Regions from separate parts of the Mus musculus genome. Here region 1 is linked to region 2. The links are chromatin loops, found by intact Hi-C in ENCODE. Cell type or tissue: heart. All regions are shown on one strand.

Region 1 (5,000 bases), 240 kb after region 2:
CTTCTGGCTGCTATAGGCCATTGAGAGTGACTTCATTCTCTGTCTTCAGCTATGTCATGCCCACCGTCCCTGGTGTATAACCACTGTGAGCGTGGCTGCCCTCGGCACTGCGATGGGAACACTAGCTTCTGTGGGGACCATCCCTCAGAAGGCTGCTTCTGTCCCCAACACCAAGTTTTTCTGGAAGGCAGCTGTGTCCCCGAGGAGGCCTGCACTCAGTGTGTTGGCGAGGATGGAGTTCGACATCAGGTAGGAGTCTGGCTTCTCTTTCTCAGTGGGTCAGCCTCTCCCCCTTTCCACAGCAGGGGCGACTCTTAGGGAATCACCGATGGATAGGGAGGCAGCGTGCGTAGCAGCATTGGATTCAGACAGATCCGAGTTCAGATCCTGGTCTCCCATGCATTAGCTGTGGCATCAAACACCAGATTGTTAGAGCACCATTAATATGAGTTTTGCTCACTCATGTTGAGTGATATAGGAACCCAGGAGGGAAGGAGAGAATTGTGTATTATAAGCCAGTATCCGCCATTTTTCAGACATCCTTGGTACTTTGTATATTATCTCCATGTTCCCTAAAGATTCTGTTCTCCAGAGCATTTATAATCACCTGTGGCCAAGTGAGTTTAAAGTGCACAGTTAAATAGTTCAGGATCTTTCTCCATTGCAGGAGTCCTCACTGCTTTTAATGGACTAATGTCATGCAAATGTTTCAGAAGGTTTTTTTTCTTCTTTGATATATTTGATTATGAAGTGTGTGTGTGTGTGTGTGTGTATGTATAAAACATCCCTCGAACTCAGGTTCTACCAGAAGATGGTACCTTAATCTACATTGCTTCTAAATATAGAAAATCTTTAAGGGACCAAGCTCAGTTAACTTTCCTGTGGACCCAGCTTGTAGTTGGGTTTGGACACTGGATTCAGAATTCAAGGCTCAGCGTAACTCCAAAGACCTTGCACTTTCTGTTGTTCAAAAGGGTCTTTACTGCATTGTTACTATGATAATTTGCCTGGAAATCATTGCACCACCAATTCTCTTAGCTTTCTGGGAGCTCATGAGAGCTCTTCCAAAGGATATTCACTAACCTCTCCCATTGGTCCATAATGGTAGTCTTCTCTCACCCACATTGATAGCATCTATACTTACAAGGTTAAGTGCCCAGTAGTCCTGTCCAGTGACATCACCAAGCACAGTAGATATAGGAGCCTCTTTGGCTTCCAGTAAAGGCAGTTTTCCCTCTAGACCTAACATATCTATCTGCACCAGGGAGAACCTTTCCCCCTTAATGCACCAGGTGGGGTGGCTTACCACTGTAGTCTCTAGTAGACCTTGTGGTAAAACTAGCCAGTCAAAGAGAGCAAACAAAACAATAGTCACAGTAGCTATCTTGTTTGGTCCATGACTTTGTAAGCCAGGAAATAGATCATTTTTGATTTTCTCCAAATCCCTGTAGGGTCATTATCACACATCATATATGGTTAGTGGACGAGAAGCCCAAGCTTCGTGTGGCACGGATCATGTAATGGGACTGCTGGTGACAGCACCAGGGTATCTTGTATCATCCCAGCCCTGCCATGGACCTCAGTAGGAACTGCTAGCTAAGCACGGCTCTGACTGGGCACTGATATGAGCATGGGCATCTGATAACATTACTGACTGGGTGGGACCACTTGCTTTAGGTGAGCTATTGAGCTTCACCTCAGTGAAGCCCCCCTCGTTTCTCTTACTGTGAATAAGTGAGTAAGGAAGAAATGTCCTCCATCATATTTCCCATTGCCAAAGTAACTGGGTACCTGGACATAAGATTCCCAATGGAGTTGGCAAAACCTAACATTTTCCTCCCTGATTCTCATGGCTCCCGGGTTCCTGCAGGGCCCGGATGATGCAATTGTGTTTATCTGTGGTGTTAACACCTAGTGGTTATTCCGAGCTGCCGGAAGGGCGACACACTTCCTCCACTCTGAAGGTAGAGATGGGCTTGCCCTCTCCCCTGGCCTCCTGGGCTGAGAAGCTCACTCTAGACTGTTCCAGGCTCTGTGAGTGTCAGATGTCTGTAGGTCCCAAAGGCAGGAAATGTGTGAATTTTATTGTGTGCTCAACACCCCCCTCCCCACGTCTGACTGTCTCTCCTTTTCTGTTTTCGTCACCTTCAGCACGACAAATTGGAGCAGGCACATGAGTTGCATTACGGAATCTGTCCAAGTACTGCACTAGTTTGGACATAAGAGCAGGTTCTTTTTTTTTTTTCTTTTAAATCAAGTATAGAATTAATCAAAACCTCTGACGAGAGAACACAGCCGGTTTTAGTTATTCAGAAAATAGAGTTTAAATGGGAGAAAACAAGCGCTTATCCAGCCACCTGCGTTCCCAGCGTCGCTTGAAAGCAGAGAAAGAATGAGAATCTAATATGAAGAACATTTCCATTAAATGAATTTTTAGACTGAAAAAGAAAGCCCAGAAAATCTTCCTTCAGGGAAATAACCAGGGCTTAAATCTGTTATACCCCGGGAAAAGGAAAAATATTTACCAGTTTCCATAGCTCTTGTTTGTTTTACAAAACGCACTGTGGAGATGTGGGCTTTCGTAGCTGGATCAGATGGGGTCTGGAGTCCCGCACAGGCTGTGGGCCTCTCAAGGGAGCCGCAGCTGGAGTGGCACTGTTCAGAGTCCCACTTCAGCATAGGGGGACACACACCCCTTACCCTGGAGCCCATTGCCAGGCACCTCTGAGACTATGAGACTCCAGCTCAGGCTAGGAGCTGCGTTTCTTTGACACCGTGTACCAAAGCTTCCAGATACTGGTGGGTGGTGTATGGAGACATCCTTGTGTCTTTTGGCTGGCCTTGAACACTCAAGTTTTCCTACACCATACTCTCTGTAGGCTGTTCTTTTGGGCCCTTTATTTAATCTCGAACTCCAGCTATTCTTATACCTGTTCTCCTGAGCCTTCATCTGGAAATCTCTACAGTTCTGCCTGCAAGCAATTTGGGCCTATGTAGCAGCGCCCCCTGCTGGCATGTTTGCTGCACAGTCAGGCCTGTGGCGACACGGGGCAGTTGATTCTGAGTCCCGCCTTGGGGGTGCTTGGGTAAAGCTTCCCAGGAAGGTGGGAATTCCTATCAAAGGAAGTTGAGCACCCTTTTGGGGGTGGTATCTTTCTGATTCCAGACCATCAGCCGTGCCAGTTCTGCACGTGCCTTAGTGGGAGGCAGGTTAACGCTACTGCTTATCAGCACACTTTCTGATTTAAAAAAAAAAAAAAAAAAGTCTTATTCTTTAGGTACCTGAGGCCCACATTTAGAGAGAAAACAGAAAAAAGAAAATCAAAACAGAGCAGGCCTTTCCAGCTGTCACTCTCAGCTTCCTGCCCCAGAAGGGAGCCAGTGCTCTGTGTGCCTTCCCAGGGACCCCAGGCCTCGGCCTGAAATAGCAGCTGCAGCTGCCTTGGTTTTTTTTTTTTTAATTGTTTTTGTTTGTTTGTTTTTGTTTCCATTTCTCTGCGCTCCCCACTTTCTTCTTTCTTCTTTCTCCTCCCCTCCTCCTCCTTTTTCTTCCTCCTCCTCCTTCTTTTTCTTCCTCCTCCTCCTCCTTTTCCTCCTCTTCCTTCTTTCTTTCTTTCTTTCTTTCTTTCTTTCTTTCTTTCTTTCTTTCTTTCTTTCTTCCTTCCTTCCTTCCTTCCTTCCATCCTTCCTCCTCCTCCTCCTCCTCCTCCTCCTCCTCCTCCTCCTCCTCCTCCTCCTCTTCTTCTTCTTCTTCTTCTTCTTCTTCTTCTTCTTCTCCTCCTCCTCCTCCTCCTCCTCCTCCTCCTTCTTCTCCTTCTCCTCCTCCTCCTCTTCCTCCTCCACCTCCCCTTCCTCCTCCTCCTCTTCCACCTCCCCTTCCTCCTCTTCTTCCTCCTCTCCTTCCTCCTCCTCCTTTCTTCTTTTTCTTTGCCCAGGTTAGCCTAAAACTTCAGATCCTGCCACCCATGTTTCCTGTTGCTGGAATTACAGGTAGACACCCGCCACCATGCCTTCCATTATGCTTTTTTGGTGGTTTTCTTCTTCTGGTCTTCCTCTCCTCTACCCTACTTATAGTCAGCAGCTTTGTCTTTTTAACATGTTTCTTTCTGATGCAGGGTCCTGTTACAAGCAACACAACTGGCAAAGCTGCCACAGGGCCTTTGACCCACTGTCTGATCCCCTATGTCCAGGCCCTCAGGAGTGCAAGCCAGGCCCTCTTGGCTGGAGTACTGACTTGCATGATCCCAGGCTCCAACCAGAGTGTCCGGTATGGCTGCTTAGACTTGTTTCTCCCTCAGTTCCTGGAGACCTGGGTCCCAGACCATCAGCCCTGTCAGATCTGTATGTGCCTCAGTGGGAGAAAGATTAACTGCACTGCCCAGCCGTGTCCCACAGCCCGAGGTGAGTCTTCTCTGCCTGGTGTCCCTGGTGGAAGAAGGACTCTGTGGGTCTTCAGCCACCAGTCATACACATAACAGACCAATCCAAATAAAGGCCCCATGGAGGTGTTTTTCTTCTTGAGACCACATTTCTGCTTGCTGCAATCAAGAGTCTCTTTTTGGTACCTGGTGTAGGAACTTTCAGATGTACCTCTGTCCTTCCACCCCAATGCTTGCGTCAGACTCAGAGTCTTCTGAAAGCTAAGCTGAGATGTAGAAAGACCCAATGTGAAGATTTGCTTTAGCCAGCATTTGATCCCGGTCCCATAGTCCAGATGCTATGAAAGTCCTAGTTAGGGTCCATGCTGGCTATCAGTGAGTGAGAACTTTGAGAACCTTCTCTAGTCTAGACCATACTTGATTTTTTTCTGAGTTTCATGGCTATTCTTCTCTTCTAGCTCCCACGTGTGGCCCATGTGAAGTGGCTCGCCTCAAGCAGAGCACAAACCTGTGCTGCCCAGAGTATGAGTGTGGTATGTGTCTACTCAGCAAATTCCTCCAGGGTCCAGAGCCCAGGCTAGCCCGTGTGGGTCAGACGGTCATAGAGCCCAGGTCAGCCCC
Region 2 (5,000 bases):
AGTGCTCTTAACCACTGAGCCATCTCTCCAGCCCCCAGGCCTGGTTTTATAGTTTTAATCAAACTCTCAAAGGGAATTCGCCCCTTTACCCCCACCCCCACCCCTCCAAATCAAGAACTTTCTGAGACCCAGTCGCAGAAGGCCCTGGTTATATATGAAGTGTCAAACTTTACATGTGCAATTTTTATTTTATTTTATTTTATTTTATTTTTTGGGTTTTTTTGAGACAGGGTTTCTCTGTGTAGCCCTGGCTGGCCTGGAACTCACTCTGTAGACCAGCCTGGCCTCAAACTCAGAAATCCTCCTGCCTCTGCCTCCCAAGTTCTGGGATTAAAGGCGTGTGCCACCACCGCCCAGCTACATGTGCAATTTAATCATAATCCTTAAAAGACAGTCGACAGGAAAATCCCAGAATTTAGCAAGGATAATGTTAGTCCTGAGCAGGAATGGTGGCTGTGCTGTGCCGCCTGCTGTGATGGTGTCCTCTGTCCAGAGGAGTGGTGGTCCCAAGGTCCTGTCCAGGAGGCATTAGCAAGCATGTGAGCAGAACCTGTAAGGAGCAAGCAGACAGGAGTAGAGAGACCCCAGAGACCCAGTGGGAATCCCATTGAGAGGACTGTCTGCCAAAGCGGCAGGTGCGCTCAGAATAAAATCCTGCTGGTGCTCATCTGTAATCCTAACACTCAGGGACTCAGCAGACGGAGGGAGGATCTGAAGTTCAAAGTCATCCTACTTGGTGAGTTTGAGACAGAGACAGACAGACAGACAGACAGACACAGACAGACACAGACACACACACACACACACACACACACACACAAGCCTGCTGACTGGGTGTTCTGCAGTGGAGCTGGGTGGGAAATCGAGGCCAGCAAAGATTTCTAGGCTACTCGAGGAACTCAGCTACTATTCTGAGCAAAATGGAAAGCTACCGTATGCTTTAAGAAGAGGAAAAAAATACACACTAATTTATTTTTCCCATTAATGTTGTGGTTACAAAAACACAGCATAGAACTTAGCCAGCCTTTGGCCAGGGTGTGGTGGCACACCTCTTTAATTACAGCATTTGGGACACAGAGGCAGGTGAGTTTGTGGCCAGCCTGGTCCACGTAGAAAGTTCCAGGTCAGCCAGGGTTACACAGTGAGACCTTGTCGAAAACAAATCAGGACAGCTTAACTATTGGTGTGCGGAGTGTGCGCATGCTCGTGGAGAGCAGAGGTCAACTGCAGACATCATTCCTCAGGCGGTGCTGCCTGCCTTGGTTTGTGAAACAGCTTCTCTCACCAACCTGGGGCTCTTCAGCAAGGCTAGGGTAGACAGCCCCAGAGAAGCCACCGAACTAGCTTTTATTATGCACACTCTGGGGACCAGACTCAGGTGTCCACGTCGGGTGCCCCCTCCTTGACCCCACGCACAACTTCAGCGGAACCGTTCTTCTGTTGTTATTGATGTTTCCGTACTTGTAAGCAATGCGGAGACGCACACTTCACTTCAGCCCACCCTCTCTGGCTCCCACGGTTTTTTCTTGCATCCTTTCTCCACAAAGTTCCTGGGATCTCAGGAAGGGTGACACAAATGTCCTGTTTTGCCTGAGCCTCAGTGGTCATTCTTTCTTGGCATTTGACCAATTATGAGTCCTTGTTTTGACCCTTGCCCATGGCTGGGAGAGAGAGGCATTTGGGAGTTTTGAGGGCGGTAGCAAAGCTAAGAGCTACATTAGTCTATGGATATAAGCATAAATATTTAGAAGGCACGTTTATTACATGTTCCTTCAGCATAGGACCTATAGGGCCATAGGCTTCTGACCGTGAAAACCAGGTATGTATCTTCTCCCATGGATCGGGCCTCAAATCTAGTCAGAGATTGGCTTGTAACCTGCAGATATTTATGCTGCCAGTGGGAGTGTCTTACTAGGCAGTTCAGGATTGCAGCATGTGGGGTCTACAGCTGGGGGATCACTTATTTCTTCAGCAGCCTACACAGAACCTTCCAGCACTATGGCCAGCAGAACGGGAGCTTCCAGGCTTTGTCCAGTCTGATCCCCGTTTGCTAGATGAGCAATGGGGTCTTACTGTCTAGTCCTCTCAGGTAACCAAGAGTGGTGGCAAAAGTCTGTGTTATATGGGGGCCTGTGGGGACTCCTTAGCCAACAACTCATGGTGTGTGTGTGTCTGTCTGTCCGTCTGTCGGGGGTGGGGTATGCCACTGTGGCAATGAGACTTTAGTTTGAAAATCTAAGACTCTGGGAATCAGTTTAACTATTACATAATTACTCACTGGGCGGAGTGGCACAGGCCTGTAATCCCAGCACTGAGGCTGGAATATTGTGAGTTCAAGGTCACTCCAAGCTATATCGTAACAACACTGGATCTCAAAAACAAAACAAGACAGCAAAATCCAGGAGCACTTCCCTTGAGACTTTTGCACAGCTATGCCGTTTCTAGGGACCTTTGCATCCTACAAAGCTGAAACTGCAGTCCTTGAAAACTGACTCCTCATCCCTCTTAGCCCTGGCAACTGCCGTTCTTTCTCTTTAAAAAAAAAAACAGAATAATGAACTATTGTATAAATTACATGATAGTGCGTTTTATTGTGGCATTTCCATACATGGTGGAATGTGTTTAATAATCACATTCCTCCCATGAGCCTCTTTGCGCCCCTTCCACCCTTGCCCGTCTCTTCCTGACTCATCCCTGGGTGCTTTATTGACTTCTCTGAGAACCTCCCAGAAGTGGAGTCACACGGGACTTGCTGCTTCACGACCGGTTTATTCACTGAGTATACTGTCCTCGGGGTCTGTTCATGTCCTAGCATGTGTCAGGCGTTCCTTCCCTTTTAAGGCTGAATAATATCCCAGTATGTGTGTATGGACCACGTTGTGTCAAGCCGTTCATAGGTTCACGGGCACGGAAATCACAACAGTAACAGAATTACAGTTATGAAGCAGCAGTGAAAATAGTTTTATGGTCGGGGTCACCACAACATGAGGAACTGTGTTAAAGGGATGCTGAGTTAGGAAGGTTGAGAACCACTGCTGCAGGGGGAGGAGTTACAGGAGGGAGGAGCTGCAGGAGAAAGAGGCTGCAGGGGCGGGGCTTCATGAGAGCGTCTGCAGGGGAGGGGCTACAGGAGGGAGGGGCGGCAGGGGGAGAGGCTGCAGGGGAGGGGCTACAAGAAGAGGGGGTGCAGGAGGGAGGGGCTGCAGGAGGGAAAGGCTGCAGAAGGTAGGGCTTCAGGGGAGGGGCTACAGGAAGAGGGACTGCAGCGGGGAGAGGCTGCAGGGAAGGGAGGTGGATACAGCGAGACCAGCCACTTACTCTCTCTTCAGCACGTCTTCCTGCTTTGAGGCGCCACATTCTCAAACCACGAACCAAAAATAAACTCTTCCTTAAGGTGCATTTCCAGCTTGTTTTTGTGGCAAGGAGACTGGTAACCAGTTCCCTGCCTAGATGGAAGGCTACCAGAATGCCAGAAAATTCTTCACAGAAACAGAAAAAGAAATTCCAAAGTAATATGGAATTACAAAAGACATCAAGTAGTCAATAGTGCACGCACACATACACACACACACAAGAAAAACAACAACTCCACATATCAACAGGCTATTGAAGGGAAGAGCTTGTCGGGTAGCGAGTGGAGATGGGTAGTCAATAGGTTGGGGAAGCTGTGGGCCAGGAGGAAGGGTGGGAGCCAGGACACCTGAGGACCACTAGGCTCTCAGGGACAGGTCCTTTGTAGATCAGGAGAGGAAAGAAAGAGCAGATTAAGTTGTGGGTGGGTGACTTTGGCTGCAGGAAGTACAGAACGTTCTTATCACCTGTGGCTCTGGGTTCCCAAGAAAGGGAGAAGAATTTGGTCAGGTGATGTTCAGGAGGGACAGGCTGACAGGCAGACGGATGGATGCAGCTGAGAGCAGTTCCAGGCTGCAGTAGTTTAGTGTGGTAACCCAAGGGAGAGTAGGCAGAGAATGGAAGACACAAACCTCTTAGAGGGATGTTTCTGCTTTTGCTAAATGGACATGCTGCCTTCTGAACATTCACGTTTCTACACATCCACAGGGGCTGCTCTCGGCCTTTGTCCAAGGAGCCGGCGTTAAAGCAGAGATTCGCTGCTGGTCCAAGTGCTGAGAGCAAAGGGTCGCTGCACAAGGCCTGCACGAGCCTGCATTTGCCCTTTCTCCGCTGCCTCCTGGGGACGGGGACGAGGTGAGCATGTTTGTGCCCAGTAAGTGCCACAGCCGTGACTTATTCACGACCACAGACCCAAAATATGTGGGCCGTTCATTGATGAATCATGCCAGCAAGATTTCCAGCTGTTAGGGGCACTTGGTTACTGGACCTTTGTAGATTGACAGTCAAAGAGTTTGTGAGCCTCCGCTAGTCAAATGCTGTGCCCCAGCTCCTCCTGAGGAAACTTTGCCTCTCTCTCTTTTGCATGTCCTTGGGAGCAGTGGAATCCTGTTTTGAATTCCTAGTAAGACTTTGAATTGTACTAGCCCCACGGGTCAGGCCATGCCTATGGTTTACAGTTTGGGTGTATTCTTTTTATTGCTTTAATTTTTTCTCCCTTGGCTTCAAACTCCAATGTGTAGCTGAATCTGGCTTTCAACTCCTGCTCCTCCTGCCTCTTCCTTCCAAGTGTCAGGATAACAAAGACAGATGTGAACCACTACATCTGGCTCTGTTCTTTTGTTTCTGGTGTGTGTGTGTGTGTGTGTGTGTGTGTGTGTGCTGCTGTGACGGAACCCCCAGTGTACCCCCACTGAGCTAGGAGATCAACCTCAAGGCTCCTCTTCTGGGGGACAATCTCCCTCTGTGGCCTTCAGGAGAAGGCAGGCATCTGGGATTTGCCTGCCAAGGGGGAAGTGCTCCCCACTGCCTCTGAGGTCTGAGCTCTGTGACTCACAGCCATTGAAATTTGATGGTGTTGATCCAGAGCTGGCTTTTTCCAGCTTGTTCTGAAGGCAGCCTCCTGCAGGTTTCACTCACATGACCGGCTC

Evidence for each region. Hi-C counts contacts between places; a loop is a spot of excess contacts. Peaks named below come from ENCODE experiments on the same cell type or tissue, not always from the same donor. Only the 100,000 strongest peaks of a DNase experiment are listed, where the experiment ranks them.
Region 1: it touches region 2 in a loop (6-fold over the local background); 5 of 42 quality-filtered maps call a loop at or near these places.

What each region holds. Positions count from the first base shown.
Region 1 is chr6:125,658,667-125,663,666 of GRCm38, forward strand. It overlaps Vwf (Von Willebrand factor), which reads left to right. Exons shown (of 52, transcript NM_011708.4): 38 at 50-249; 39 at 4,299-4,401; 40 at 4,838-4,912. Among named protein-coding and RNA genes, the nearest start is that of Ano2, 29 kb to the right of the region's middle. In heart, a CTCF peak has its summit at 3,015 (motif pointing left); a DNase peak (open chromatin) is centred at 3,005.
Region 2 is chr6:125,419,453-125,424,452 of GRCm38, forward strand. No RefSeq gene overlaps it. Among named protein-coding and RNA genes, the nearest start is that of Gm32673, 9.0 kb to the right of the region's middle. In heart, no CTCF peak of the experiment used is centred here; a DNase peak (open chromatin) is centred at 3,089; H3K4me3 peaks cover 912 bases; H3K27ac peaks cover 1,190 bases; H3K27me3 peaks cover 534 bases.